Linked DNA regions of Homo sapiens: region 2 is linked to region 1. A link is a loop called in an ENCODE intact Hi-C map of the cell type or tissue named here. Cell type or tissue: dorsolateral prefrontal cortex. All regions are shown on one strand.

The links. A loop is a pair of places that touch in the nucleus more often than their neighbours do. Peaks named below come from ENCODE experiments on the same cell type or tissue, not always from the same donor. Only the 100,000 strongest peaks of a DNase experiment are listed, where the experiment ranks them.
Region 2: a loop joins it to region 1, with 4 times the contacts of the local background. A loop is called at or near these places in 17 of 110 quality-filtered maps.

What each region holds. Positions count from the first base shown.
Region 1 is chr2:174,330,278-174,338,277 of GRCh38, forward strand. SP9 (Sp9 transcription factor) reads left to right here and starts at 4,677. Exons shown (of 2, transcript NM_001145250.2): 1 at 4,677-4,836; 2 at 5,830-8,000. The coding sequence starts at 4,816. The coding sequence ends at 7,263. LINC01305 (long intergenic non-protein coding RNA 1305) reads left to right here. Exons shown (of 3, transcript NR_038897.1): 3 at 1-366. LOC102724194 (a long non-coding RNA gene) reads right to left here and starts at 4,699. Exons shown (of 3, transcript XR_427194.5): 1 at 3,463-4,699; 2 at 3,280-3,348; 3 at 2,717-2,783. RefSeq lists an enhancer at 1,038-2,109 and a silencer at 6,609-6,818. In dorsolateral prefrontal cortex, no CTCF peak of the experiment used is centred here; no DNase peak of the experiment used is centred here; H3K4me3 peaks cover 4,511 bases; H3K27me3 peaks cover 8,000 bases.
Region 2 is chr2:176,083,710-176,091,709 of GRCh38, forward strand. It overlaps EVX2 (even-skipped homeobox 2), which reads right to left and starts at 253. Exons shown (of 3, transcript NM_001080458.2): 1 at 1-253. The coding sequence starts at 67. It also overlaps a transcript of HOXD13 not described here. RefSeq lists an enhancer at 2,078-2,902. In dorsolateral prefrontal cortex, CTCF peaks have their summits at 2,690, 4,755 and 4,954; DNase peaks (open chromatin) are centred at 2,702 and 4,772; H3K4me3 peaks cover 1,302 bases; H3K27me3 peaks cover 8,000 bases.

The sequences.
Region 1 (8,000 bases):
CACACCAGTCTTTCCCTTAATTGTTAATGCATTTTTGGCTCAGATAAACACATAGAGGCCAGCTTAAAATATATGGCCCAGATACATCTAACAGCAGAAAATTAGTTGTGTAACAAACGTTTGGACTGTGCTTAATAGACTAGGGGTTTTCAATTTCTTCAGCAGACCCTACAGAGGCAAGAAAGATTTGCATCTTCTACCACTGCTAAATAGCAGTGACGCCTCTGAGATACAAAAAAAAAAAAAAAAGAAAAAAAAGATGAAAGTCCCATTGGCCTATTGAATCTTCCTTGCTCTTTCATTTGCAAGGGTTGGGCTGGAATTAGGACATTATAGAACAAATATTAAAGGAAAGCTTAACAGAAACTGTGGGAGAGTTCCTCAATTTTCAATTAATTTTCTCCATCCATTTGATCTCAACAACTGGTGCTTTAAAAAATATAAATATGTGTCAACTATAAAAGATTCCCTGCTAATCAAAGGCTGTATTTCATTTTCACCCACCACTGACAAGACACCAACCGTGGAAAGGATTCACCCGACTCAACAGGCACTATGGACCTTCCTGGGCTTCCTTCTCCCTTGTTCATGGCAGGCAACATTGGTACACAAGGGCAGCTTTTTCTTTTTTTAACTCAAGTTATTAATGTATCTCCGCAACTCCCACACCGTGCTGACCTGATAATCACTGCTCTAGTGAAGATCATGCAAATGAAAAGCATAATTAATTGCACAAATGATTTAAAAAGGAGCGCTGTGGCTTTGCAAATAAATAAAGGCAGTTGGGAGGACAGGTCAGATAAATGCTTTTTATAGGCTGGGCTCCCTTCACCCCCACCCCCGCCTCCTGGTCCCGGTGGTCCAGACTTTGACTGCAGCCAGCCTGGCCAAGGCGAGCACCTTCCGTTCCTCCTCCCCTAACGCCTCCCCTTCAACCTTATTCCGGAGTCCCCCTAACTCCACCTCACCCCACCCCAACCTCACCCCACCCCAGTGGTGTATACCCGCTGCTAGACTCTGTGCTAGGTCAAAGCTCCGGGGAGACTGGGCAGCCACCTAATATTTAACCAGCTACTACATATCCAGTTATTCAGAAAATAACTGGTCCTCCCAGTCGCCACTACGCTTCCTGCACATCAGGAAGAAGCATTTTATCTGTGGCTATTGGACCTGTGAAGGAGGTCCAATCCTTCCGATTAGCGCTAATGACCGAATTGTTTCCCTGGCTTTGCCTGCTAAACAGAGCAACTTGAGCAGTTGCTCAGATCAAAGCTCCCGGGAGAGGCAAGATGGGAGAAACAATATTTGTTCAAAGGAAGTGAACTCTTCCCTTTAATTACCCTATTCTTCTTTATTAGGAATCGTATTGAATTTTTTTGCAAAAAAATTATGTTGGTTTAACCATAGTGTATTTATGATGTAAATATATTCCAAGATGAAAACGTCACGGATCAATTGTAAAGGACCCGGATACATAATTTTAAAAAATCAGTTTCAGTGTATATGAGGTTCTCACCCCACTTTCGCTGCTCAGTCAGATTTGTTTATGCAGAATCGACATTTAATAGTGCTAATTGCACTCCAGTTAAATTGCCCTGATTGCAGAAAGGGAAGCAATTTTCGTGCTCTCTGTCTGGGTTTGGAAGAAATTGTTTTATATTCACCTCTTTATAAAGAAGTGGAGATAAGGCACCGGGGCCTTTGCACAAATTGCACTTAGGGGCTGACTGGCAGCATTCAGGCGCTATAATAGAGCATTATTTGGCCGTTTTGAATAATGTAAAGCGTTTGCTGAAAGCTATTCTCCTGAAAATTGCTTTAACTTTTAAAAGGGTGATGATTCACTCCAAACCAGGCCTTTGTTACATTGTCATTATTTCCCCAAATGTTTTAACAGTCAGCTCAACACTTTAGCATAACACATTGATCTTTGTTTAAAAACTAGATTTTTTTAGAGGATGAAAAAAATCTGTCAGACGAAAAAAATCTGGACTTCCTCCGAAAGATTTCCTTGGGGCCCCACCTTAGAGTTGAAGTGGCCCGGGTGTTTGCCTGCGTTCGTTTGGAAGATTTCCCTAACTTTTATTGTGATGCAGACGCGTGTATCTAAAGGAATATGCGAGTGCCCACGTCTAGAGTCTGACAGCTGGAACTACGGGGAAAACGGCGGGAGGGGGAGGGGAGGGGATCCGAGGGGAGGAGGAGAAGAGGAAGGCGAGCAGGGCGCCGGAGCCCGAGGTGTCTGCGAGAACTGTTTTAAATGGTTGGCTTGAAAATGTCACTAGTGCTAAGTGGCTTTTCGGATTGTCTTATTTATTACTTTGTCAGGTTTCCTTAAGGAGAGGGTGTGTTGGGGGTGGGGGAGGAGGTGGACTGGGGAAACCTCTGCGTTTCTCCTCCTCGGCTGCACAGGGTGAGTAGGAAACGCCTCGCTGCCACTTAACAATCCCTCTATTAGTAAATCTACGCGGAGACTCTATGGGAAGCCGAGAACCAGTGTCTTCTTCCAGGGCAGAAGTCACCTGTTGGGAACGGCCCCCGGGTCCCCCTGCTGGGCTTTCCGGCTCTTCTAGGCGGCCTGATTTCTCCTCAGCCCTCCACCCAGCGTCCCTCAGGGACTTTTCACACCTCCCCACCCCCATTTCCACTACAGTCTCCCAGGGCACAGCACTTCATTGACAGCCACACGAGCCTTCTCGTTCTCTTCTCCTCTGTTCCTTCTCTTTCTCTTCTCCTCTGTTCCTTCTCTTTCTCTGTCATAATTTCCTTGGTGCTTTCGCCACCTTAAACAAAAAAGAGAAAAAAATAAAATAAAAAAAACCCATTCTGAGCCAAAGTATTTTAAGATGAATCCAAGAAAGCGACCCACATAGCCCTCCCCACCCACGGAGTGCGCCAAGACGCACCCAGGCTCCATCACAGGGCCGAGAGCAGCGCCACTCTGGTCGTACTTTTGGGTCAAGAGATCTTGCAAAAGAGGAGAGAAAACACGGGAGGCACAGTTCCACATCCTTGTCACTTGCACCGGCTCCGCGACAACTCGTCGTTTGCACCCGAGGGTTTGGGGTTGGTAGTTTAATTTTTTTTTTTTCCTAAGAAGCAGGGTGTGGGTTTAGTGGGGAGTGTGCTATATTAAAACCAGTGCCCAGGTCTGCCCGAGGGCGCTGGTATTTCTGGTTCAAAAACAGCTTCTGGCTACCCTGGAGAAGAAAGAGAAAGCGGGGCCCAGAAAGAGAAAAACAAGCAGGTCAGCGGTTGCTGGGGGACTCGAAGACGCACCCTGGTCTGCTTGAGGACGCCTCTTTTCACACTGACAAGGTCCAGGGAGGACTTCAGGATGCTTCCAGCCTGCAAAATGTGGAAGCGCCCACGTGTGGCCTGGTCCTCCGCCCTCCCGGGTGAAAGTCCTGGAGAGATTTCTCGGGCGCGTCCGTGAAAGCAGGGCACTAATGGGGAGCCTACCTCTTAAAACAGCGCACTTGCCCTACGGACGAGCCTCTAGGCCCTGGTGGTCTGGAATGGGAGTGGGTTGGAGCTGGGACAAGAAAACTCCACTCCAGGATGAAACGCGACATGCAAATCTTCACCGGGTTAAACAAACAGCCGAGCAAGCTGCAGCTTCAGCGGAGGTGGAGGTGGGGGCGGACGCCGCTCGCGCCGGTCTCTGTTTCCAAAGTTGTTACAGTGAGAAAATAAGCGGCTTCGTGCAGCGTGTTGTATGGGCTGATGCCTCCCACCCCCATGCCAGCCCACAGCAAAACCCGGCAGATAATCAGCACATCCCACTGTTTAGTCATATTTGACAACTGGGTTAACCTGGTATCTAAGCGCTGGCGAAACCGTACAAAGGGTGCCCTCAATTACCACCAGAAGCCTCTAGCGTGAGTGGCACTTGTATTACCCCCCGGGTCAGAGGCCAGAGCGACAATTAGGAAGTCACTTACACCGCTGGGGGGAAATGGCGGGATGCAGCAGGCTCCAGGCCCTCCCAACAAATCTGTGGATGTAGATCTGTACAGAGAGGCCTATTTCGCTCCTCTCGGAGGAGCTGTCCCTTCGCGCCCCCTCCCCAGTATAACTGTGAGAGTGAAATTGAATCTAGTGGAATAAGGAATTGGGTAGAAGACACACGAAAATGATAAAAATCACAAGCAAGAATGATAGATACAAGCTGAAGTTGTGTTCTGTAGGCAAAAGCCTGGACACACAAAGTGAGGGCTCACATTTCCGTCTCCACTTGGGCCCTGCTGGTGCGGGCTGTGTCTGGGTGTCTCCTCCCCTCCTGCCTCCTTTCCTACAAGTGGGGAGTCGAGTAGGACTGTCAGCCCTAACTTGCAACATCTCGGGGTGGTTTGTGTGTGGGGGGGTGCTTGTGGCTCGGTTTCATTGGTACTTAAACCTGGCTTGGTGCGTGAGTGTAAATTTTTAATTGCACTGTAATTTCTTCAGTCCCCAGCCCGCCCTCGCCCCCCCCCCGCAAGTATCCCCCACTACTCCCCCCCACCCCCGCGGCCCTAGCTAGCTGACTTGACTGGCACGCGCCGGGAGCCCGGGCTCGGGCCCCTCGGAGCGTCTGATTGGCTGCGGGGCAGCTCCGGTCTGCTCTGCCTGCGCCCTCATTGGGCGAGAGGCGCAGCCAGCGGCACTTCAAAGCGGGTGCTCCTCGCACTTAGGCTGAGTTTAGCCGGCGGGAGCCTGGAGTCCGCTCGGCACGAGCGCGGGGACGCGGGAGCCGCGCGGGACCCAAGCAGTTTTTCCGAGCAGCCGCCAGGCTCAGCCCCGCTCCCAGCCTCGCTGCGCAGCCAGAGACCTGCTATGGCCACGTCTATACTCGGGGTAAGTCGCAAGCGCGGCAACGCATTTGCTTGTTTTAACCGGAGTAATTTTTCGTTATGGCTTCTGGGGTCTGCGGCTCCGGAGAAACTGTTGCTGCTAGACTGCAGCTTCAGCTTCTATTAGCACTTTCCACATTTCTGGGACTGATTTTTCCCCAAGTTTTTGGAACCCAGAAAGATGCCTTTGCAAGAAAAGGCCTTCTTAATCAAGTCCTTTTTCATTTGGTTTCAAAAAAAAGCTAGAGGTTTCTTTTCTTCCCCTCGTGATTTATACCCCATCCCCCGCATTGCTTTGGGGATTTTGTTGCAATTATGCGACAATGGTGTTTCCAGAAAACAGTCTTAATCGTTTTGCAGTCCATCTAGTCACGCTAATAAACATTTACATTTCCGCGGCTCCCCAATTCGCCCATGACTTTGAAATCTGTCTCTGGCCGCTTATCCTCGGATTATTGTTTTCATAATCGCTGTTTTTGTGTGTATGTAAACTTTAAAACCAAACGTTTTCTATTAAAAAAGAAAAGTCAAGTCGTAGCCACCCTGGGAGAGCTGCAAGTTTCGCCCGTCCCTGGCAGCTGTTTCGGCCGCCTCCGCCCTCACCCGGTGTTTGTTGTCTCTGGTCTCTGTGTTTACCTTCGCGCTTCACCCCGAAGGGCGACTTGGGGTCTTCTGGGAGATGAGCCGGTTTACGGCGACAACCCAAGTCCGGTTGTAGGCAGGGTTGCAGCGGGGAACACGGAGGCATCTTTGATTTATAGCCTCAGCGAAGTGCAACTTTCCGGCGCCTGGACCTTCGCCCGGGTGATCGCCCCTGCTCCGCGCCCGGTGCGGCGACTCCTCCGCGGGCGCGTGGGGAGGAGGCGCGAGGCGGGGAGCCAGGACCCCCCGGGAGCAGCCGCAGGGGACGAGGCTGCTCACGGGTGCACTTTGTTTCTTCCCCCACTTCCTCTTGCCCTCCTCCTTCTTGCTCCCTCCCCCATCCCACCCACTCTAGGAAGAGCCGCGCTTCGGAACGACCCCGTTGGCCATGCTGGCGGCGACCTGCAACAAGATCGGCAACACGAGCCCGCTGACGACGCTGCCAGAGTCGAGCGCCTTCGCCAAAGGCGGCTTTCACCCCTGGAAGCGCTCCTCGTCCAGCTGCAACCTCGGCTCCAGCCTCTCGGGCTTCGCGGTGGCCACCGGGGGCCGTGGCTCGGGCGGCCTGGCGGGCGGCTCGGGCGCCGCCAACAGCGCCTTCTGCCTGGCCTCCACGTCGCCCACGTCGTCCGCCTTCAGCAGCGACTACGGCGGCCTCTTCTCCAACTCGGCGGCTGCCGCGGCGGCAGCGGCCGGGGTGTCCCCGCAGGAGGCGGGTGGCCAGTCGGCCTTCATTTCCAAGGTGCACACGACGGCAGCCGACGGGCTGTACCCGCGCGTGGGCATGGCGCACCCGTACGAGTCCTGGTACAAGTCGGGCTTCCATTCGACGCTGGCGGCCGGCGAGGTGACCAACGGCGCGGCGTCGTCGTGGTGGGACGTGCACAGCAGCCCGGGCTCGTGGCTGGAAGTGCAGAACCCCGCTGGGGGGCTCCAGAGCTCGCTGCACTCGGGCGCCCCCCAGGCCTCGCTGCACTCGCAGCTGGGCACCTACAACCCCGACTTCAGCTCGCTCACGCACTCCGCCTTCAGCTCCACGGGCCTCGGCTCCTCCGCCGCCGCCGCCTCCCACCTGCTCTCCACCAGCCAGCACCTGCTGGCCCAGGACGGCTTCAAGCCGGTGTTGCCCTCCTATTCGGACTCCAGCGCCGCCGTGGCAGCCGCCGCCGCCAGCGCCATGATATCGGGCGCCGCGGCTGCCGCCGCCGGGGGGAGCTCGGCACGCTCTGCCCGCCGCTACTCGGGCCGCGCCACCTGCGACTGCCCCAACTGCCAGGAGGCGGAGCGGCTGGGCCCGGCCGGGGCGAGCCTGCGGCGCAAGGGCCTGCACAGCTGCCACATTCCGGGCTGCGGCAAGGTGTACGGGAAGACGTCGCACCTGAAGGCGCACCTGCGCTGGCACACGGGCGAGCGGCCCTTCGTGTGCAACTGGCTCTTCTGCGGCAAGCGCTTCACGCGCTCGGACGAGCTGCAGCGGCATCTGCGGACTCACACGGGCGAGAAGCGCTTCGCCTGTCCGGTGTGCAACAAGCGCTTCATGCGCAGCGACCACCTGAGCAAACACATTAAGACGCACAACGGGGGCGGCGGGGGCAAAAAGGGCAGCGACAGTGACACGGACGCCAGCAACCTGGAGACGCCCCGTTCCGAATCCCCCGACCTCATCCTGCATGACTCCGGCGTCAGTGCCGCCCGGGCGGCGGCAGCGGCGGCGGCGGCAGCGGCGGCGGCGGCGGCGGCGGCCTCCGCGGGAGGCAAGGAAGCAGCGTCTGGCCCCAACGACTCTTAGAGGCCGGGCGAGAGGCGCGAGCACACAAGCGAGTAGAGACACCGAGAACGAACGAGAGGTTCGGAGGGCGAGCGAGCGGGAGGCGGGAGGGCAGGGGCTTCAGTGACGCCCCCAGGGCCCGGGCTGGGCGCGAGGTGGAGCCGCTCAGGGCTCCCGGGCTGCGGTTCGCCCGCTGTGCGAGGAGCTCCCCTCTGCCTTCCGCGCCCGGATAAGAATCGAACGCGTGGTCCGGAAACAAAAGCGAACCATCCTCCGACACAAACACTTTAAAAACTGTACTCCCAGACGTACACATACACCGGAGACCTACAACCACAAGCACGCACACTCGCGCGCGCACACACATACCACTCGCCCAAACTTCTCGAGCGAAGAGCAATACATAGAAAGGCTCCCTCTTTGCCCACTCTCCACCTCCCTCCAACACCCGTCTCTTTCCTTTTCTCAAAAACAAGCCACCACCCAGCAAAGGACTGTCAGAACATTTGAAAACAAACGGGACCGATAAAAACACCCTTTGTTTGGATTATATTATATATAAAATGCTCCAAGTCCTGCCTGATATCTACTTACAATGAGACTTTTTTCCTAAAAAAGGAAGCATCAAAAGGCTTAAGGTGAGAAATTAAACTGGAAGTCTAGCGACAGTTTCTCTGTATTTCATAACATCTGTATAAATAGGGTTCAAAAGATTGTGTTCTCTTTTATTTTCTTGTAAATGTTCATTCGAATAGAGT
Region 2 (8,000 bases), 1.8 Mb after region 1:
TGCCCGCCGTAGGGCTGTGCAGCCCTCTCTCCATCAGAATCATCTCTTTTCTTATTCTTTCCATCATCTCAGCTTTCTTAAAAATGTCACAGTGGCCCTGCTGTCCCGTCCTAATGATAGGCTGCGCCTAGGGCTAATTCTCATTCAGCCCCAGCGAACGCCTCTAAATATTATTATCGCTTTCGGAGGGAGGCGGAAAAATTGTGGGATGCCAGAGCGAGGGAATGACTGGTCAAAATGACCCATACATCCTTCCGATCCCGAGATGTCATTCATCAAAAAGTAGCGCCCGCTCGTCATTAAGGTACGAATGACGCTGTTCGAATAATCATTTATTGTAACAGGTTTATAAGCAAATAAATACACCCTCCTGTCAGTGGGTAATGAAGGCAGCTTCAGAGCAGACAAATAGATCCAGGTAGGAGGCGAGAAGAGACAAGTGAGGAGGAAGGCTCCGGTCCTTTGCCCGCTCCGAGCCAGTTCTGCTCGCCCGGGGGTTTGGCCTCGGGGGTGAAATTGACAGTCTGATTAATAGAGCGCGCCGCGGCACATTTCCCCCTTCATTTAGGGGCATCATTACGCTCTCAGTTTGCTAGGTTGCCCCTTAGGTCCTAATCATGCAGCGCCTTCTTCATTTTTCCTTGGACACAGATACGTATTAAATAATAGATAATGGTTTGACTTTCCAGAGTAGGTCCTCGGGAAGGTTTGGTTTTTTTTTTTTTTTTTTTTTTTTTTTTTACCATTTACAAGCTGGGGGCATAAGTGGGGGGAGATAAGGGGGAGGATGCAGGAAGAGTTGCGTAAGGAGAAGACCTTGCGCCTCTCCTATCTGGATTACTTATCTTTCGGATTTCGGAACCAAATATGTATTTTATTTAACAAATAGGACGCCGGAGTTCTTTCCCTCCCTATTTCTTCACCTCAGCCTAAATGCTCTCCTCCCACCCCGGGAGAGAGAGAGAGCGGAAGAGAGGGAGAGAGGGAGAGAGGGAGAAAGGGAGAGGGAGACGGAGTGAGAGAAAGAGAGAGAGAGAGAGAGAGAGAAATAGAAATATCCTAGAGTTTTGAAAGCGCTTTCTTGCTACGTGGCCGCGGAGGTGCATTGGGCCCGCGCCTCCAAACGGAAATCATTAGGTCCTCTCTGATTTTCTAACACCGTCTGCAGAGTGAGATCTGAACTCGAAGTCCCCGGTTTTTTACTTTTATAATCCTGCTGATAGAAAGCCTTCTCGCCTACGCATTTTCCTGAGGGGAAACGAACTAGGCTGGACGATTTGATAGCAGAATTCGACAGCTAACTTTAAACACAGTGGAGATTTACAGCGCCATACGGGCGCTCCGAATCCACGCTCACGTTGCCAGATTTTCCCCTCCCTCCTCAAATAGAATTATTTGCGGCAAAGGCGCTGGATTTCGAGGTCAAAAGAGGAAAGAGGAGACAGCCTTCTTCCCCTACCTCCCCGCTGCCCTCCCTTCCCCTTTGCTTTTCTTCCTTCTCTCTTTCCTCCCCTCATCAACCCCAGCCCCTTACCTGCGGCCACAGGTATTCCCAGCGTTGGGTCCGGGCGCAGAGAGTCGCCGAACAGCCTTACAGCAGCTCTCTGCGGCCTGGGCTTGGAGGCTGAGCCTCTTGGCGACAACTTTGATAGTCATAATGACGCCGGTGGCAACCATTTTAACGAAGATCAATCTTCACTCCAGGCCGCTCCTCATCTCCCGCGGTTGCGCCCACCCTTCCCTGACCCTCCAAGCACTGTGCCCACCCGCCAACGGCCCAGCCGGAGAGAGATTCGCGGACACAGGCGGAGGCGAGGGAGGACGGGGATGGGACGCGGAGGTCCGCCCGTGAGCTTCTGAAGCGGCTGAGAGACCCTGACAATCTGGGCGCTGGGCGCGGGTCCTGCATCCCCACATTTAGCCTCAATCCGAACCCCAACCAGGGCCCCCTCTTCTTTCTGCCGACACACCCAGAACATTGGGGTGTGTTAGGGGGCAAGCTCGAGATCTATTCGCCTATAGCTCTTGGCGCTTTCCTTTTAACCTTAGACCCGTTGGGGGCGCATCAGGAATGTAAGGGGAAGCGAGGTGTGAAGTATATTTATATACATATATACACACATATAGTCAATGCCAAAAGTTTATCTTCTGTTCCCCTCGGCGCCAACTTATTTCAACAACGCGAGCTTTGCTTAGAAAATCAATTCCACATCTTTAAGGTAATAAACGGAAAGCTCGATAGGCAGGCGGTGCCTGGGGGAACGGGGAACCGGCGGGGAACGCAGAGTGGGCATCCAGCGCACCGGGACTGGGACTTGACCCAGCGTCCACCTCTGCCCCTGCCCCATTGGCCACCCAGCTCCGAGCTCCCTGAGTTCTCATTGCGCCGGCTTTGGGGCCATCAGCGCGGTGGGAGTCCAGCCCTGCCAACGCCCCCACCTGCTCCCTCCCTGCTCCGCAGCCCGGATGCCCAATTCTGCCATGCCTGGCAGTCGCTGCTCCTGTGACCCAGGAAGGGTCCCCCTACCCAGTCCTCGCTTGCTCCAGGGACTGAATGGGACACCTTGGTTCAGGCTCGGGTCGTGCTGGGGTGGTGGGGGTGGGAAGTGGTGCGAGACCCTGGCGGGAGTGTGGGTGAACCGAGGCACTGCTTGGGTGGAAATCCGTGGATGCCTTTATTGCTGTCGTTTGGCGCCCCCATCTGTTTTCCTCGCGGTTTCGGCTGCTGTGAGTTGGTTTTCAAGTCGGAGACGCAGTCACTGGGGACTAAGGTGAGGACTGACGACCCCTTCCTCTATCACTCAGCCCGAGGCTCTCCCACATCTTCCCTTCCTCTGGGACCCGACGCCTCTGGTCCCAAAGGCTGCGCCAAACCGGACCTCAGTCTGTCGAAAGGGAAAACACTATTTCTCAGCAGCACCTTCATTCATTAGTGGCTTTGAAAACTATTTTTGCACCTTTTAAATGACACTGATAGTGCATTTCTAGCACGTTTATTACAAAAAACATGTCAGAGACATGTCAGCGAAACTACTCACAGTAAAAGACACCTATAATGTTTCCACTAAACTGGGTGTAGCAGGCAATAATGTTTCATGAGGTACAGTGACCATTCCATTCCAATATTTAATGTCCCTTAATTTATTTAGAGATTCCACGCCCACTAGTAGTAATATTGGCTAACTTATACAAAACTCTTACTTTGCAATTCCAAGTGCTTTTTACATGTTATCTCAGCTAAGGTTCACAGTAACTCTGTGAGATTTAAACTATTATCCCTTTTCCAGAGATTATGAGCCAGAGGGGTTCAGGGACTTGTGATTTAAACTTATCTCCGATGATAAAGTCAAAAGTGTTGTTTAAAGCCTTGGGCAGCATTTTTTAGGTTAATTCTCTCATTTTGCATATGCCTTATGTAAATACAGGCCTACCTCAAAAACATTGAACCTATATAGAGGGTAGTAAGAAGAGTGCAGTTCTGTTGATTTGTGTGTGTATTTTGTTGTAGTTGTTGTTGGTGGTGGTTTTTGTTTGTTTTGTTTGTTTGTTTGTCTGTTTGTTTTTGAGACAGAGTCTCACACCGTTGCCCAGGCTGGAGTGCAATGGCAAGATCTCAGCTCACCGCAACCTCCGCCTCCCGGGTTCAAGCGATTTTCCTGCCTCAGCCTCCTGAGCAGCTGGGATTACAGGCATACGCCACCACGCCCGGCTAATTTTTGTAGTTTTAGTAGAGACAGGATTTCACCAAGTTGGCCGGGCTGGTCTCGAACTCCTACCTCAGGTGATCCGCCTGTCTCGACCTTCCAAAGTGCTGGGATTATAGGCGTGAGCCACTGCGCCCCTCCCTGTTGATGCTTTTTGATGAAATACCCAAACTTGCACGTCTCCCAGAATGTGAAGGCCAAGGCTGGGAACAGGCCTGTCAAATGTTCCGGGTGGTTTGATGCAGCCTCTGTGACCGTCAAGGCCTCTTACCCACTACCAAGGTACAGAACCCACTAGATAAAACAAGTCAAGAATCCAACCCAAGCCCGCATGCTTTGGCAGAAATTTTTAAGATGGGGTGGGGAGTACAGGAAGGACTTCCTTCGCATGGACTGAAAAGCCCTTTTTGTTCTAAAGGAGTAATGACTTTGAAGAGGCCTAATTTTTTGGTTAGGTTTCCAGACTAAATATTTGTTTCTTGAGCAGCAGCGGGTCCTCTGAGGTGAAGTGGTAAACACTTTTGGCCTATGACTGCAGGTAATAAAAATCTGTCCGGGCTGCCCGAGGGGAGGGGCGCCGGTAAAGCCGTAGCTGCAGCGAAGCCCCGCGTCTGCCGCTGCCGGAGCCTGGCTCTCCTCTTACGCGGGGGGCTGCGGGCAATTGGGGCCGACAACTTGCGGTCCCGCCTTGGGACGCATGCTTGCTCGAGAGCTGGGGCTGCAGGGTGCAGTGGGACAGTAGGACCGCGAAAGCCTGGGCTTCGAGCCTCGGGCTCCCTGTCTTCAGGCGAAGTGCGGTTTCCACGGGTGCAGGTTTCGCTGCATAAGGGAAGACTCAGATTTCGAGCCCTCGGCAGGCCAGCTTCTAGCTCTCTGTCCCTTCCGGGTCTCTCCGGTTGCTTCTGTCTTTCCTCCTCCCACTCCCGTCGCAATCCCGCGCCCCACGGAGGAAGGTCGTGGTGCGGGAGTTGGGGGATACTTTCTTCCTGGGCTCGGTCTACGCAGACCCATCGCCTGCCTCGAGTTCCTGTGCCCTCAGACGCCACGGGAAAACTTGCAGGGACATCTAGCGCCAGGCGTGGGGAACTGCGCGCCGCCGGGCCGGGAAGTGGAGCCGAACACTGCCCCTCCGCCTCCCTTTCGGCTCCCCCCTTCGTGCTTGGGCACTTTCCTCACCTTCATCCCTTTGCCCTGCCGGTAAGGACAATGTGGATTCCCCATAGAGACAATGGACTCTGCGGAATGGAGATAGGTAGGTAGACAGACATTTTCTTTTATCTCAAGCTACCGACAGAGTGAGAATTTACTGGACTTCCCAGTAGTTTTGCTAGGGAAGTGTATTCCAAGGACAACCCCTCACCTTGAAATGTCGGATAAAACTTCAGCAAATTAGGGTCCCAGCTTTTATTTTCCAAAAAAAGGCAACAAGTTACTCTGGGCCTCTGGCTCCTGCCCCACCCTCCTGCGTCCCTTTCACAGTGAGATTAGTGCTTCTCTTCAAAGGAAAGAATCCTCACTGTGTTTAATTTTTTCCAAGGCTGGAGAAGTTCTCTCCATCCCAAAGAAGGGCCCGCTGTCCTGCATGAGGCAAACCTGGTTCCACCAAATAATGTTTCTGATTTGGAGGGGGTTTGGAACTGTTGTTGCTGCAAACGATTTTCATTTGATAAAGCCTAATCGTGTTGTGAAACCCAAACGGAATATGTCTCAAAGGTAGAAAGTACTCAAATGTGGCTTCCACTGTCTAGCTGTTGCTAGGGTCCCCTTTTTTCACAATAGGTTTGGTTTGTTGTTGTTGTTGTTGTTGTTGTTTCTTTTGATATCTCCAGGCTGAGTAAAACTGGGTGTTGCCTGGAGAGGGAAAATTAGCTCCAAAGTTGGCAGAACACAGATTTGGTTAAGAACACTGTCCAGCCACTTCTGCTAGACTTAAGATTTTACTTTGGAATTAAGACTCTATTTCTACACCAAATATTTGGCTTCTTACAAGTTAATTAGGAGGGTGTCCTGCACTTCCTGATCTTGGCCATCAAGACAAGTGCTTTCAAAGGAGTCCCCAGGACCCCACTCTGATAGAATCCTGTGATCCTGGCCTTAATGGCCACTGATTATGTGGTTAATTGAGCTCATTGCTGTCTTGGCAAGCAGAGCAACTTCAATAAATCTAAATCACAGCCTGTATCTGCCCATTCCCCCAAACCAGGACAAGAGCAAAATTTGAAAGATCATCTACTAGGTTGAAAGGAGAGAATATGACTTCCAGAACAGCACTGATGCTTAAAAAGGATGCCTCTGGAAGAAAAGGAGGAAGAGGAGCAAGTGATGGGAGAATACAGTGGGACTTTGGGCACCATAGGGTCATCCTGAGTTTTTCACCAAAATCAGGAACAGCGGCAAAACTGGTTTCACTGAAGAAGACACACGTTTGGAGACATGTGTAGTCTCCAAGGATTCTCACTTAACAAAGCCTATTTCTGTTGTTAAAAACCCCTGCATAATGCACCCACACACAAACACAAGGCTTGGTCTGTGTTCCTGGCCACCTAAAGAAACTGATTCCCAGTAAGTTTAAACCTGAATGAAATGTTTCTGCAAATTCAGCCTCAAAATTCCTCCTCTACCTGGCATCCCTGGCTTGTAAACTATGTGTCTCATTAGTTCATAAACAAAGCAGCCCTGACTTTGCCTTGTACTCAACCACAGCCCTAGGAGCCAGTAGAATTTGTCCAGAGGTGCTGGGCTTTGGAGCCCAAGTGGACAAAGTCAGACCCCCTTTCCTCAGGGCAAAGCCCTCCCACAGGGCTGGGACCCCAAAGGCTATGCTGGAAGCAGGTTCAGCAGCAGGATATCAAGGGGCAAAGCTCCTAATTCAAAATCTTCCTGGCTTCTGAACAACCATTAGGATGGACAGAGAAAACTTTTGCCCTGCTCTGAGAGGGTCCCACAGGGCTTTTGGAAGCAGAGCCACCATTGAGAAATCCCTTTCAACCTGAGTAGTAATTCAGATTTTTCTCCCACTCCTGCACAACTTAATTTGCTGAATGGAAAATTCAGCCAGAAGTGATGGGCTGCTTGAAATCAACAAAACTTGACACATTCTTCCCATTTTCATTTTACTTTATTGTTAAACACATAATTGATCATTAAAATGTACTTATCAGTGAGAAAATGAAGCAGAAGCCCAAGGCACAAAACCACAGGGATATTTAATTTTAAGAGACTGAAAGTTTGTTGGTTCTACTTATATCTTAGAAATATTTCAACGAATTTGTTTTTTGGAGTCATAAAAAGTTAAAACTATCTTCATGTTTTCTCTGTCTGAGGAAGAAAAAATGAGACAAAGGGAAAATAAAAGCATTTCATGGTGGCCCATGGTTGGTGGTTTGGTACCAAAATTGTTTCATAAAGACCCAGCCAAACCCTCTTTAAAAGTTAGCAATCCTGTCGCCTCGCCACAGTTGGCCTTTTTAAAATGCTGGTTGAACTTTCATTGCTGACTTTTGCCTTCTTTTCCCAAATAGTGAAAAAAATTTTCTCATCAGCAAACTTCTATTCCCTATGATTTCCTGTAAATTCAGGCCCCTCCCATCTCAAATTTGATCATGAACATGTCTAGAACTTCAAAACGATGAAACGAATTCTCTTGCTTTTCCTTTCCAACACCCCTCTCATAACTTTCCCCTTTATTTGAGCCTTTTATGGTTACTGCGTTTTGCATGTCAACACTCCTAACACCAGCAGCCTACCCTGAAATGCCAGGCCAGGCCAAGGAGGGCCTTCCTGGCTCTCTTCCTCATCTTACTCAGGGCATCTTTGGTCGGGGAACAGTGGTGCTGGGTGACAAGCTTTCACCAATCACAGGCTTAGGGGAGTGATTTTCTTGGAGATGGGCTGGCTTGGGGAGTGCATGCCACAGAACCAAATGGGCTCTGAAGGATCCCATATCCACCCCCAGAACCCTGGGCTCATTGGATCTAATATTGTTCCTAAGGCAGAGCCCCAAAGTCACAGCAGGACTCTCATTGGTGCCCCATTAGTTGCTGAGATTGAGGGATGGTGGGCTGGAGCTCTGAGGCTGAGGAGCAACAGAAAGGGATGATGAGGGACAGGGCTGTAATCCCTAACACCCTGGCAGCTTGGTTCCAGAGCTGGACCTAGCCCCACCAGCACTGCCCTGAGCCCACCTAACCCCTTGAAGTCAGACCGTTTCTCTGGGCTGCTCCTATCACAAAATCCGAATTTGCTTGGAACAAGCGCCCTCTTAATTTGCCCCTCTCAGTTCTCTGCAGTTGACAG